Regions from separate parts of the Homo sapiens genome. Here regions 2, 3 and 4 are each linked to region 1. Evidence: chromatin contacts called from ENCODE Hi-C or POLR2A ChIA-PET data. All regions are on one chromosome and are shown on one strand. Each heading gives the region's core, a stretch centred on a gene start or an enhancer-like site at or near the end of the contact. The rest is flanking DNA. Distances are from core to core; before and after follow the strand shown.

The links. Hi-C counts contacts between places; a loop is a spot of excess contacts on that map. ChIA-PET counts read pairs that join two places held with the same protein, here RNA polymerase II (POLR2A). Pooled maps may share reads with other maps.
Region 2: a pooled map shows a loop between it and region 1 (2.2-fold over the local background). The contact joins two enhancer-like sites. A Hi-C loop is called at or near these places in 1 of 168 maps with a recorded cell type or tissue (GM12878), 4 of 37 single-sample maps with no recorded cell type and 5 of 50 pooled maps.
Region 3: a loop to region 1 is called in a pooled map, with 2.2 times the contacts of the local background. The contact joins two enhancer-like sites. A Hi-C loop is called at or near these places in 5 of 37 single-sample maps with no recorded cell type and 5 of 50 pooled maps. POLR2A ChIA-PET finds 5 or more read pairs at or near these places in 2 of 52 experiments (activated T-cell and endothelial cell of umbilical vein).
Region 4: a loop to region 1 is called in a pooled map, with 2.1 times the contacts of the local background. The contact joins two enhancer-like sites. A Hi-C loop is called at or near these places in 1 of 168 maps with a recorded cell type or tissue (Right ventricle myocardium inferior) and 4 of 50 pooled maps.

The regions. Positions count from the first base shown.
Region 1 is chr4:138,391,282-138,394,213 of GRCh38, reverse strand. All of the region lies in intron 2 of LINC00499 (long intergenic non-protein coding RNA 499), which reads right to left. Among named protein-coding and RNA genes, the nearest start is that of LINC00498, 80 kb to the right of the region's middle. RefSeq lists an enhancer at 1,465-1,544. Within about 2 kb of position 1,418, at least 2 of the 41 ENCODE cell types and tissues checked have a DNase peak (open chromatin) inside an H3K27ac peak, as active enhancers do.
Region 2 is chr4:138,034,597-138,037,296 of GRCh38, reverse strand. The region is part of intron 8 of LINC00616 (long intergenic non-protein coding RNA 616); the gene reads left to right. All of the region lies in intron 3 of LOC105377447 (a long non-coding RNA gene), which reads right to left. Among named protein-coding and RNA genes, the nearest start is that of SLC7A11-AS1, 53 kb to the left of the region's middle. Within about 2 kb of position 1,381, at least 2 of the 41 ENCODE cell types and tissues checked have a DNase peak (open chromatin) inside an H3K27ac peak, as active enhancers do.
Region 3 is chr4:138,110,229-138,112,928 of GRCh38, reverse strand. All of the region lies in intron 3 of LINC00616 (long intergenic non-protein coding RNA 616), which reads left to right. The region is part of intron 3 of SLC7A11-AS1 (SLC7A11 antisense RNA 1); the gene reads right to left. Among named protein-coding and RNA genes, the nearest start is that of LINC00616, 19 kb to the left of the region's middle. Within about 2 kb of position 1,313, at least 2 of the 41 ENCODE cell types and tissues checked have a DNase peak (open chromatin) inside an H3K27ac peak, as active enhancers do.
Region 4 is chr4:138,863,696-138,866,575 of GRCh38, reverse strand. The region is part of intron 2 of LOC105377448 (a long non-coding RNA gene); the gene reads left to right. Among named protein-coding and RNA genes, the nearest start is that of NOCT, 150 kb to the left of the region's middle. RefSeq lists an enhancer at 1-489. Within about 2 kb of position 1,445, at least 3 of the 41 ENCODE cell types and tissues checked have a DNase peak (open chromatin) inside an H3K27ac peak, as active enhancers do.

The sequences.
Region 1 (2,932 bases), core at 169-2,668:
TTCTTTTTTGAAAAAGTAAAGGCTGTATTTTCATACACACATCCACCCACAAACACAGTTCAGCAGTGGAAGTACTAATAAAGTCATTGACAAAAATAAATTACATAAATTGTATTTAGCAATTTTCAACATTCACTGAGAAAGTCCACGCAGGGGGCATGGCCTTGCCAATTATGAAAAATGTTATCCTGAATAATCAGCAGAGTGTGTTGACAAAAATGTCAGCATGAGCAGAGGCAGTGTACTTCATCTACTGGCCTGTAAGATACACCTTTTTGAACCCAAGGTTTTGCTAATTTAACCTGTTTTCATCTTACAGGCACATTGTATATTCTTACTATAAATTTGGTAAAGGTAGTCCTTGTCTTAAAAGAAACTGTTTCTATTCTACTTCATGGTGTATATCATGGGAAAATGTTACTGCATCAATCACTTTGTTGGGAGATTGGTTGCTGTCTTTCTTCTGTGCTTCAGACATTAGGTGCCTCCCCCCAAAGAATAAAGAAATGCCCACAATTTACTTGAATCCCCTACTAGAAGAGCATTGGGATCACCTAGATTATAGATCTCTGTTTCTACCAGGATAAAATTGAATTTCCTGGGTCCTTTCTGTTCTCAGACTGGATTCAAGGTATGGGGAACCCTAGCCCTCCAGTACACACACACCTGAGCTTGCACAGATGGGCATGTTGGCCATTAGCTGCTCCACTAACCTGCAATTACTTGGGCTACTTTGAATATACACCCAGGAGAAATTACAGAAGTGAAGGTGTGATGGCATATTGGACACTTCTTATTGGAGAGTGCCATTATTTTAGTTTCCAAATGTCAATTTTTGGTTTAATAAATTTCAGAATCAAAAAGATTTTTGAGATACATGATTTTAATTGCTCTTTTAGTCATTCTTCTGAAAGTACTTGCTCAATGGTCACAAGCTGCCACCTAACACACGTCCAAAACCACTTCCTAAACGGGAAGACCCCTTTTCTCACTTTGAAGCAGTTGGCCCTGACTGCTGACCTGTTCTATCTGTCCCATGCCTCCCATGGGCATCTCTGCTTTTTCTCTCTTTCCTTTGCTAGCTTCTTTTTTTTCCTTTATTTCTTTAAATGCAGGAGCTTCCTAAATTGTGTCTTTACTCTTTTCTTTCTTGGTGTTCACTGGTAATCTCATCCTCTCACATGGCTCCAATTATGGTTTGTGTGAAATAGCTCTCAAGTTTATATCCTCCCTCCTGAATTACTGGAGCACACTCCCACGGTGCTTGTGTGTTTTGTATGTATCATACTTCACTCAACATTTTGAAGTTCCTTAAAATTGTCTTCTCACTCTCGTTTCCTCCTTCTTGTTAACTGCAGCATCACTATTATGGTCAGATGGAATCCAAATTTCAAACTTTGTCTTGACTCTCCTTTTGCCTCAAGATCTAAAGATTCATCAGATTATGTCATTTCCTTCTTACTGATGTGTCTTAGATCCTCTTAGATCCCCTCCTTTCTCATTGTCAACCCTCAGTTCATGTTTTTATTGTCTTCTTCTCAGGAAGTTAATACAACGTTTTAACAGGAATCTAAGTCTCTTTTTGGACTTCAATTCATCTCATAAAATACTTTCAGACTTATTTTTGTGAAAATGATTTTTTTCACTATCACTTCACTGTTTTAACAGTCATCTGTTTCACTCACTAAATATTTATTGAGTAGAACTACATATGACTAAGGAATCCCTTTGTTGGATATGTACCTAAAGAAAATGAAATCAATAGCTCATAGAGATATCTGTGCTGCCATGTTTACAGCAGTATTATTCACAATAGCCAAGGTATGGAAACAACCTGTGTCTGTTGCTGAATAATGGATAAAAATTGGATAAAAATGCTGTGATATACACACAGAGAAGAGTATTTTTCAGCCTTAGAAAAGGACATACTGACAACAATGATGAACCTGGAGAACATTATGCTGAGTGAAGTAAGCCAGACACAGAAAGACAAATATAGCATGATCTCACTTATATGTGGAATCTTAAAAAGAAAAAAATCAAATACATAGAAACAGTAGAATAGTGTTTACCAGGAGTAGGGAAGGAAAGAAAATAGGGAGATGTAGTTCAAAGGATAAAAACTTGTTGTTATGTAGGTTGAATAAGTTTAGAGTGCTAATGTGCTGCAGGAGGACTATAGTTAATAATATTGCATTAAAAATTTGTTAATAGAATATATTTTGCATGCTCTTGACACACACACACACACACACACACACAGACATGAATTAACTATGGAAGGTGATGTAAAATTTGCTTACTTGTAATCATTTCACTATGTATATGAAAACATCATGTTATTTACCTGAAATATATACAATAAAAATATGTATTGAGTTTGTACTATGTGCTTGGGACTTGTATAAATTCTGGTGTGCAAATGTCAAACATGATCTTATCTTCAAGGAATTCCTAAACAGGTAACCAATAACTGTAATACACAGTGATTTGTATAATGATAGAAGTATTTTCCTACCTCTAAGTAGCTGCTTAGCATTCCTTTCCTCTTTATACGATACAATTTCTTGCCATTTTAAAGACCTAGATAAAATACTATCTACATTATGGTGTTTTTCCTTGTCTCTCTGATCATATTTCCTTCATTTGAAGTACTATATAATTTATTCTCTGAGTCATTTATTTGGAAATTAATCACCTGCTAGTTTGTCATTTCTTCTGATGTCAATTTTAACTGTAATTTAATGTTTAATATTTTGTCTTGTATTCTCATTTAGGTTGTCCATGTTCCAAGATTAGTGATTAGGTCTTAAGCTTCTTTATAGTCTCCCCTAACATTTATACTACATTGCTATTAGGTATTCAAATGAAAACACGTTTCAGATGATAAGAAATATTAAGTACATTTTACTGGGTAAGTTAATATCTTCTT
Region 2 (2,700 bases), core at 132-2,631, 360 kb after region 1:
GGAATTGAGGGTCTCTCCAGTTTTTAGACTATATAGGATAACTTCCTGATATTGCCATGGCATTTGTAAACTGTCATGGCACTGGTGGGAGTGCCTTTTGGTAAGCAAATGAATTATAATTAGAGTATAATGAGCAGTGAGGATGACCAGAGGTCACTTTCATCACCATCTTGGTTTTGGTGGGTTTCGGCCAGCTTCTTTACTGCAAACTGTTTCATCAGCAAGGTCTTTATGACCTGTATCTTGTGCCAACCTCCTATCTCATCCTGTAACTAAGAATACCTAACCTCCTGGGAACGCAGCACAGTAGGTCTCAGCCTTATTTTACCTAGCATCTATTCAAGATGGAATTGCTCTGGTTCCAACATCTCTGACAAGACATAAAGGCGACCGTTTACAGACACTACTAAGCCCGCCTCACAATTCTGAGAAGTCAACTATCTGTTAAAAATTATTATGTATGTATATATCTCTTAGTGCTTCCGCTTCTTTCACTGAAACTCAATGATACAAACATCAACAAATCTTTTTTGTTTTTTTGTTTCCATTGAAGAACTTTCTAAACATAACTCTGAAGCACAATTATACAAAAACAACAAACAAAAACACTTTTGGGGTGAGGCTGGAGAAGGACAAAGAGGTTGGGGTATATAGAGAATAATCTTCTGTACCTTTATTGTAGAGGGACCCTGAAGAAACTTGAGACAGAAAATTATAAAAACAAGATTCCTCTTCCGTGTCACACTCTCCTTTTCAAAGCCATGACCCCTGGGGAGACTAAGACACTCTTTCACTGGGACACAGGAGAGCACCAGGGAGCTAAGATGGTGTCTCTGGACCTCCATAGAAACCCATAATGAGTAAGACTCTCAGCTTCATCACTTTTAACTTTGAGACCTTGGGAAGGCTACTTAACCACTCAGTTTCCTTCTAACTTAGGACACTATTCTGAGATGATAACATTTGTGCTAGCTGTTATCATTATTATTCCCCCATCTTGCCTCAGGAGTTCAGTTTCCTCCACATTGGGAAGTTTGTGATGAGCTGAGAAAATGTTGCAGGCAGCCCTACTCGGCTGACTCAACACTGGCTATTTTGGTCCCCAGTGTCAGGGTTGCTGGCCTTCCATATATCAGTGTTCCTCTTACAGATTTCTGAGGTCCCCAGATCTTGTACTGGTTTTCTGGGTCTTCTGAAGTTGGCTCCAAACCAAACTGTTTGCTATGAGCCATCATAATGCTTTCTCCAAGAGGAAACAGTGTTTCCCTAAGTTGTAACATTTCCCATTGTCCCTCTGAGGAGATTGGGCCTTTGGGTCCCTCAAGAACCCTGCTTTTATAGGTTTATTGCTCCATCTGCTGGAAAGATGTATAATACAAGCAAGATCTGGGGGCTGAGATCTCACTGGATGCCTGGCACTGGGCTAAGATCTGCACCCACATTACCTGGTTTCACTTCCACAAACACTCTATCAGTTCTGTCTTACAGCAGATAAAACTAATGCTTACAGGAAGTGACTTCTCTCTATCATTCAGCTGGCCTGCCAGCATTGGACCCAGCTAGTCTGGCTCTGGAAAGTGCATTTTATCACTATTCTATAACCATAGCTGATTTGGGCTCCGTTAGGGTTGGAGTAGAAATCTTTCCTACCCACTAATAAACGTATGTATTCTATGTGTGGTCTTCTCAAAGGAACTCACACATTCAGAGAAAAATATCTACTTCATAGAATTTCGAGGAGTCGAGAAAATATTTTAATGCAAGCAATCTAGCTTAGTGTCTGACATGTAGTAAGTTCTAAATAAATGCTATTTACTTTACCTTCCTCTAGATCCTTATAGTGCCCTCTCACTTCCATCTAACTGTGGGAACATTTCCTATAGCCCTAGAGCATATTTCTGAAGAACTAAAGATGTTTTAACCCTCTTTTATCATGGGACCCTAATCATCATACTTTGAGTTCCCATTTCCAGTTCAGAAGGCTCTGCCTCAGTTTCCTCCCCATCACAAGACCAAAAGGCCCTTAATGCAAGTAAGATCCTTGAGGACTTGCTTTGATATTTCAGTGTTAACAAGGCAGGGACAAGATCTGTCTGCTCTTCATTCCTAACTTCCTAGGTACTAGATTTAGCAGTGTTAGCACTAGCTCATATTTGCAAATCTCCTTGCAAGTCCAGATTTGCTCCTGTACAAAGGAGGTGATTCAGAATGCCTTTCCTTTAGATTAGTATGTAATGCAATGTCATGTCGATTAGTCAATAGAAAATATGAATCAGCATGTTTGCTATCAGATCAAAACGACTTGCAACATATATTCATCATTGAGGGGTTTGGCCTTTATTACCAGTGCTGGGAAAATGCCTGGATATTTAAATATTTAAATGCCTGGATATTTAAATATCTATGTCTTTCCCAGTTTAAACTTCCTGTGCAAATTAAAGAGGCTCGACCCAGTGACCTCTAAGGTTTATTTATCTTAAATTCAGGTGCTTTCATATTTCATATCTTGTTCATATTTACCAAAGAATAACCTTGGCACTTTGCTGGGTATCTCATTAAGATTCAAAAATAGGTACCAGTGTTCTTACTAATTCTAGCTTGAAAACTATAATTAATAATATACAAATTTAATTTATGGTATTTTAGTGACATTTTATCATACTTTTATTGCAAGGAAATTTGCTTTTTTTAACTCCTGGT
Region 3 (2,700 bases), core at 64-2,563, 280 kb after region 1:
GTAACACCAATCTGCTGAATAATTTCTGCTTGTTGTAAAGGTAGAAAATAATTTTTTTCTCTACTTTTTCTGAGTTCTTAACTAGTCCCTCCAGTAACAAAAGATAGATTAAGAGGAGAAAAACAAATAGAAGTTTATTAACATTTAATCCTTAGATACACATTCATTCTAGATATTCACAGAAATTAGTCAATCTCAAAGATGTGGGCTTAGTTCAGGCTTAAATACCATCCTCTACTGAAAAAAAGAAAAAAGAGAGTTGGAGGACCAGTAATGTGGCGGTAACCAGGAAAAGCATGGAAAACAAGGGTAAGGTTTGTTATGCAGATTTAAGTCAGTGCCTTGTCTATTGATAACAATCTCTAATGATTTAAAGTCATTCGCTCCTGGTACAGAGAGGAAGACACCCTTACCAGTGGAGATTTTCTTTATAAATGTAAATTTCCCTTTACAAAAGGGTAACCTGTACTCTATTTTTAGGGCTTCTCATGTGTCTGTGGTACCTTCAAATAACCAGCTCAAAATAATCCTTATGCTAAGGAGTCATATTTCAGGGTGGCATATTCTGGTCTCCTACATAATTGATTGAACTAAATATCAGTAGAATAGGAAAAAGAAGAAGTAGGGCCACAACAAAACAAAGCTGTAAATGCTGTTAAATGTAGCTAATACCAATGTAATCATTAAAAATTTAACATGAATTTAAGCCCAAAAGAAAAAATAAGCACACAATAATTCATTAAAAAAATTTGTGGTTCATGTTCAGTACCTGGTAAGCTAATGTACAAGAGGCATGAAAAGTTGAATAAGATACCTGCTCTTGAGATCCTCAAAGTCTGATAGCAAATGTAGAAAGAATTATGACGTAGTATGGTGAGTTCTATAATAAATTACACCTGCCTTTGCAAAAATTATAACAGTGAGAAAATTATGACAGTGAAAGAGATCTGACCTAACCAACTTCATCTTGCTTTTAGCCTCTAAGCTGCCCTTGTTCATTCCTGGGAGAAGGCCAAGCTAACTTTTGGAGGAATTTCATTTATACTTTAACTTTGAAACAAAGATGACAACAGTTTCTCCTGACACAAAATCCCTCCTGGCCTGGGAACCAGACTGCCTTTGAAAAACTAACAAATTAGCCACAAGATTAGAAATTACAGCTCAGGAGTCATGCAGCCAGAGGCCACAAGATCACCAACCCCCTCAGTTGCTCCTATAGACAACATTACTATTGTAAAACCTAAGCTTGGTGTTTGTGGTATTTCTTAGGAAGTACATTCCGATGGATCAGCTGGCGCCACCTAGACTGGTGAACTGGCTCATCTGGTCTTGTTGTCCCCACCCAAGAACCTACTCAGTGCAAGAGAACAGCTTCAACCCTCGCAAATTAGCTTTAAAAAACCCTAGCCTCCAAATTTTTGGGAGGCTGCTTTGAGTAATAATAAAACTCTTGTCTCTTGTTTAGCTGGCTCTATGTGTATTAAACTCTGTCTTGTATTTCCCTTGTCTTGATAAATCAGCTTTATCTGGGCAGCAGGCAAGAAGAACCAGTTGGGTGGTTACAAAATGAATAGTTCACAGGCAGTGATGGGGCTCACATCATCCCAAAATATGATTGTAGGAGACCAGTATATACAACCCTAAAATATGCCTCTGTGGCATATTATTTTGAGAAACTGCAGACATAAAAGCAGCTCTGAAAAGTTGATCCTTTGTAAGAGAAATTGACATCTATAATGAAAATCTCTATTTGTAAGGGTGTCTCCCTCTCTGCACCCTGAAGAGAGAGATGAGTAATTGGAGAAGATATTGACTTAAATCTGCATAACAAACCTTATCTTTGTTTAAGGTGCTTTTCCTGGTCATATCATAACCAGGCCTTTCCCCACATCCTTCTTTCTTTGTTTCAGAGAACAATGGTATGTAAGCCTGAAGTTTAAATGCTTTTCTTTGAGATCTACTCTAGAGAATTACTCATTTCCTAGCTGTCTCATATAAAAATATACATGTTAATAAACGTGTTTATTTTCCTGCTATTAATGTATCTTTTGTTAGAGAGAGTCCCACATGAGAAATATGAATTGTAGGGAAAATTATTTTTTCTCCCCTACAACAACTAGAAAGTAAGGAGGGTTATTAGTAGCAGAGTCAAAAAGAAGAAAGCATACACTGGAAAAAATTGTAACTCATATAAAAACAAAACAGATCTAATTTTCTTAATATGTAAAAGGTTTCCATAAATGAGTAAGACTAATTACCTACTAGAAAAATGTGAAAATTATATAAGCAGATAATTCATTAAAAAGAGATACACATAACCCTTAAAATATGAAAAGGTGCTGAACTTGAATCATAATGAAAGAAATAAAACATAAAATTACACTGCAATAACATCTCTCACCTATAAAGATTGATAAAGATATGTAAGTTTGATACACAGTCTTATCAAGAATGTGGGAGAAATGTGAACTTCACATATTGCTTGAGAAAGTATAAATTGGTACAACACATATGGAGAATAAATGAAAATATTTACCATAATTTTATACTCTCTGATGGAACAATTCCAATTTATTCTGTGAGTATACTAGTATGTTTTTGCAAAATGATATATGTGTTACAGAAAGGGGTCCCAATCCAGACCCCAAGAGCAGGTTCTTGGATCTCATGCAAGAAAGAATTCAGGGCAAGTCTACAGTG
Region 4 (2,880 bases), core at 196-2,695, 470 kb before region 1:
GCTGGGTAGACTTGGGGAAGCAGATCAGTGCCACTCCACAGGGGACACCACCGGGTGACAACAACCCTTGGTGATGGGTGGTCCTCACCTTGGGGCAAAGCGGCAACACCTCAGCCCCTCTCAGCTTGCTGCAGCTCCCTGGGGCCTGCTGGACTTTCTCTTCTGTGGGGGATCATAGCTGCTCCTTGTCACCCACTCCTGCCCCTGTAATATGCCTCCTCCATTTCTTCTCTATAGACATGGGGGTTCTACCTAAACCTCTGCTCTGTCAGTGTATGGCAGAATCTTCCTGCCCTAGATTTAGGGCAAAAACAAATTTTTTTTTCTTAAAAATTGAGTATTTGCAACATTTTTCTTGTTCTGTGGTCTGTGGTTCATGCCAGGGTAACTATAAAGGGGTCTGGTGAGACTAGATGGGGGAGAAACATAACGATTAATAATGTGAAAGATTCCAATATGTATAATTTAAGAGTGAAAGCCCATCATCATGTCATCCTTTAGAGAAAACCACTGCTTACATCTGCTGTGTATTCTTTCACATTATTCTAGGACTATAATGACGTGCACGAATAAGATATAATTATGACAGTATTATTTACAGAAATGGGATCTTCCTGAAAGTACTCTTCTGCATATTGCCTTTTCCACTCGACACATTCGGACATCCTTCCACACTGTCCGCTGTAAATCAACCTCAGAATCTTAGTGGGGAGGAGGAGGAGGATAGTATTTTGGGGAAGTTGCTCAGGCAATTCTGATAGTGAATCCTCCCTCACTCCCCAGGTGCTGCGGCGTGACCCCTCTGTGATTACAACCCCTGCTCTCGCTGCTCCATGCCCACAGGTGCTGTGCGTCAGTGCCACATCAGCATGCTCTTGATCACTTTCTTGACTTTAAAAGCGTCCTCTTCCCTCCCTCCCTCCCTTCCTTCCTTCCTTCCTTCCTTCCTTCCCTCTTTCCTTCCTTCCTCCTTCTCTTTATCATTTCAAAAAACCACTGAGTATAAAGGATACCATTAATGTGGAAAAAAAGAAACCACAGAAAGGCTTTTCTCTACCTTTTCTTTCCTGTAGATAGAACTGTAACTGAACTTTGAGCGCTCTGAGGAAGGAGACATACTCAGATGCCCACCAAGTAACCCAAGGTCGTGCAGTCTATAGAATGTGGCTTTTTGCCCCTTGGGAAAAAGCCCAGGAGGATCAGGGCTGTCTGGAAGGAGGCTCTGCATGGAGCCTCATGGCTGAGCAAGGAGTCCTTTAAAAGTAACATTCCTTCCTGTCACTGATATTAGGTTTTCTCACAAGGTGTATTTGTGCTTCTGCCTAACAGCATAGAAGGAAACAATGCAAACAGAACCAGAGCAGCCACTGAACTCCTGTGATGTTGTCACTAATCCGGTTGGTGTGGAGAGGAGCCAAGCTGCCAACCGCGTCCCCCACCCCCACATCGCCCTCACCGAGTGCTTGGGTTCCTGCCTCTATCAATCACAAGGCTTATATTCCGAGGCTGGAGGTGGTGCCTCTACTCAGCACTACCTCTGTTTTCACACAACCTCTATTCTAATCTTCATGGTCAGGGTCAACAACAGCATTTCAGCTTTTCCCCGAGACAAGGGAGATAGTTCAGCAAATATCTCTCTAACTTCAATATTCTGTCTCTGTCAGATCAATAAGGAACATTTTTTGACAAGTCTGATGTTCAGTCTTTAAGAGGAAGATAACCTTCCTGAGTGGAGAGAGGAAAGATTTCTGTGCCATGACATGATGACTCTTGACTTTCATCCTCAGCTTTGTGGAAAGTAGTGTTTTAGGGTAATGGGTGGTTGGTTGACTCCTTTTGCCTCTGTGACAGCTTCTTTCTACAAGGACTTTTTTCTTAAGCTCAAATACCAAGGCTAGTAACAAGCATTACAAACCATGACACCAGCAATCCTCAAGAGGAATAAGGAAAAACAAACAAAAAAACATAGCCAGCAAGTAAACGGCATTCTTTGATTTTCTTAGGAATAAGGGACACCGTTCTACTACGGTGTCTCAGGAGGAGTTACCCTGACACAATGGGTGAGATTTCCATTCAGTAGAAAGTTAATCTCACTGTTTTACAATCCTTTCTCTAGTGTTTTATTTTGGTGACTCTTCCTTTCCATTTTACCAATGAGAAATTTGAGGTACTGATAGGCTTGGTAAATATTACAGAGCAAGTGGAATTTGAAACCTTTGTTTTTTGCTTATTAAGAGAGGGTCTCTTTTTTTGGGTGGGGGAGAGGATCTCACTCTGTCACCCAGGCTGGAGTGCAGTGGTGCAATCTTGGCTCACCACAGCCTCTGCCTCCCGAGTTTGAGCAATTCTGCCTTGGCCTCCTGAGTAGCTGGGATTACAGGTGTGCACCACCATGCTCAGATAATTTTTGTATTTTTAGTGGAGATGGAGGTTTCACCACATTGCCCAGGCTGGTCTGGAACTTCTGAGCTCAAGTGATCCACCCGCCTTGGCCTCCCAAAGTGCTGGGATTACAGGCGTGAGCCACCTCGTCTAGCCCGGGTCTTTTAATCTCAATTTTCATATTCCTCCTGGGTTTGAGACCAGATGATATTGTAGATGCACATGAGAACTTCAGTTCAGAGGCAGGAACCTCACTGTGGTCTAAGAGTGCCACCTCACACTCAGTTTGGTCTGGTCCTACTTTAACCCGGGAGCTCCCTGTGCAAAGAACTCTGGTTTGAGGCCACTCTGGGTGAACCATTCTACTTCCTGCTGTCAAGGTGCTTGGGGTGCAAGACAACAAACCACTGGTCAGACAGAATCTGAACTGTGCACTTCCAGTGAAGTGGGATGGATCCAAGGTATTTTTTTCACCCCTAGGAGAAAGACCAGTGAGTT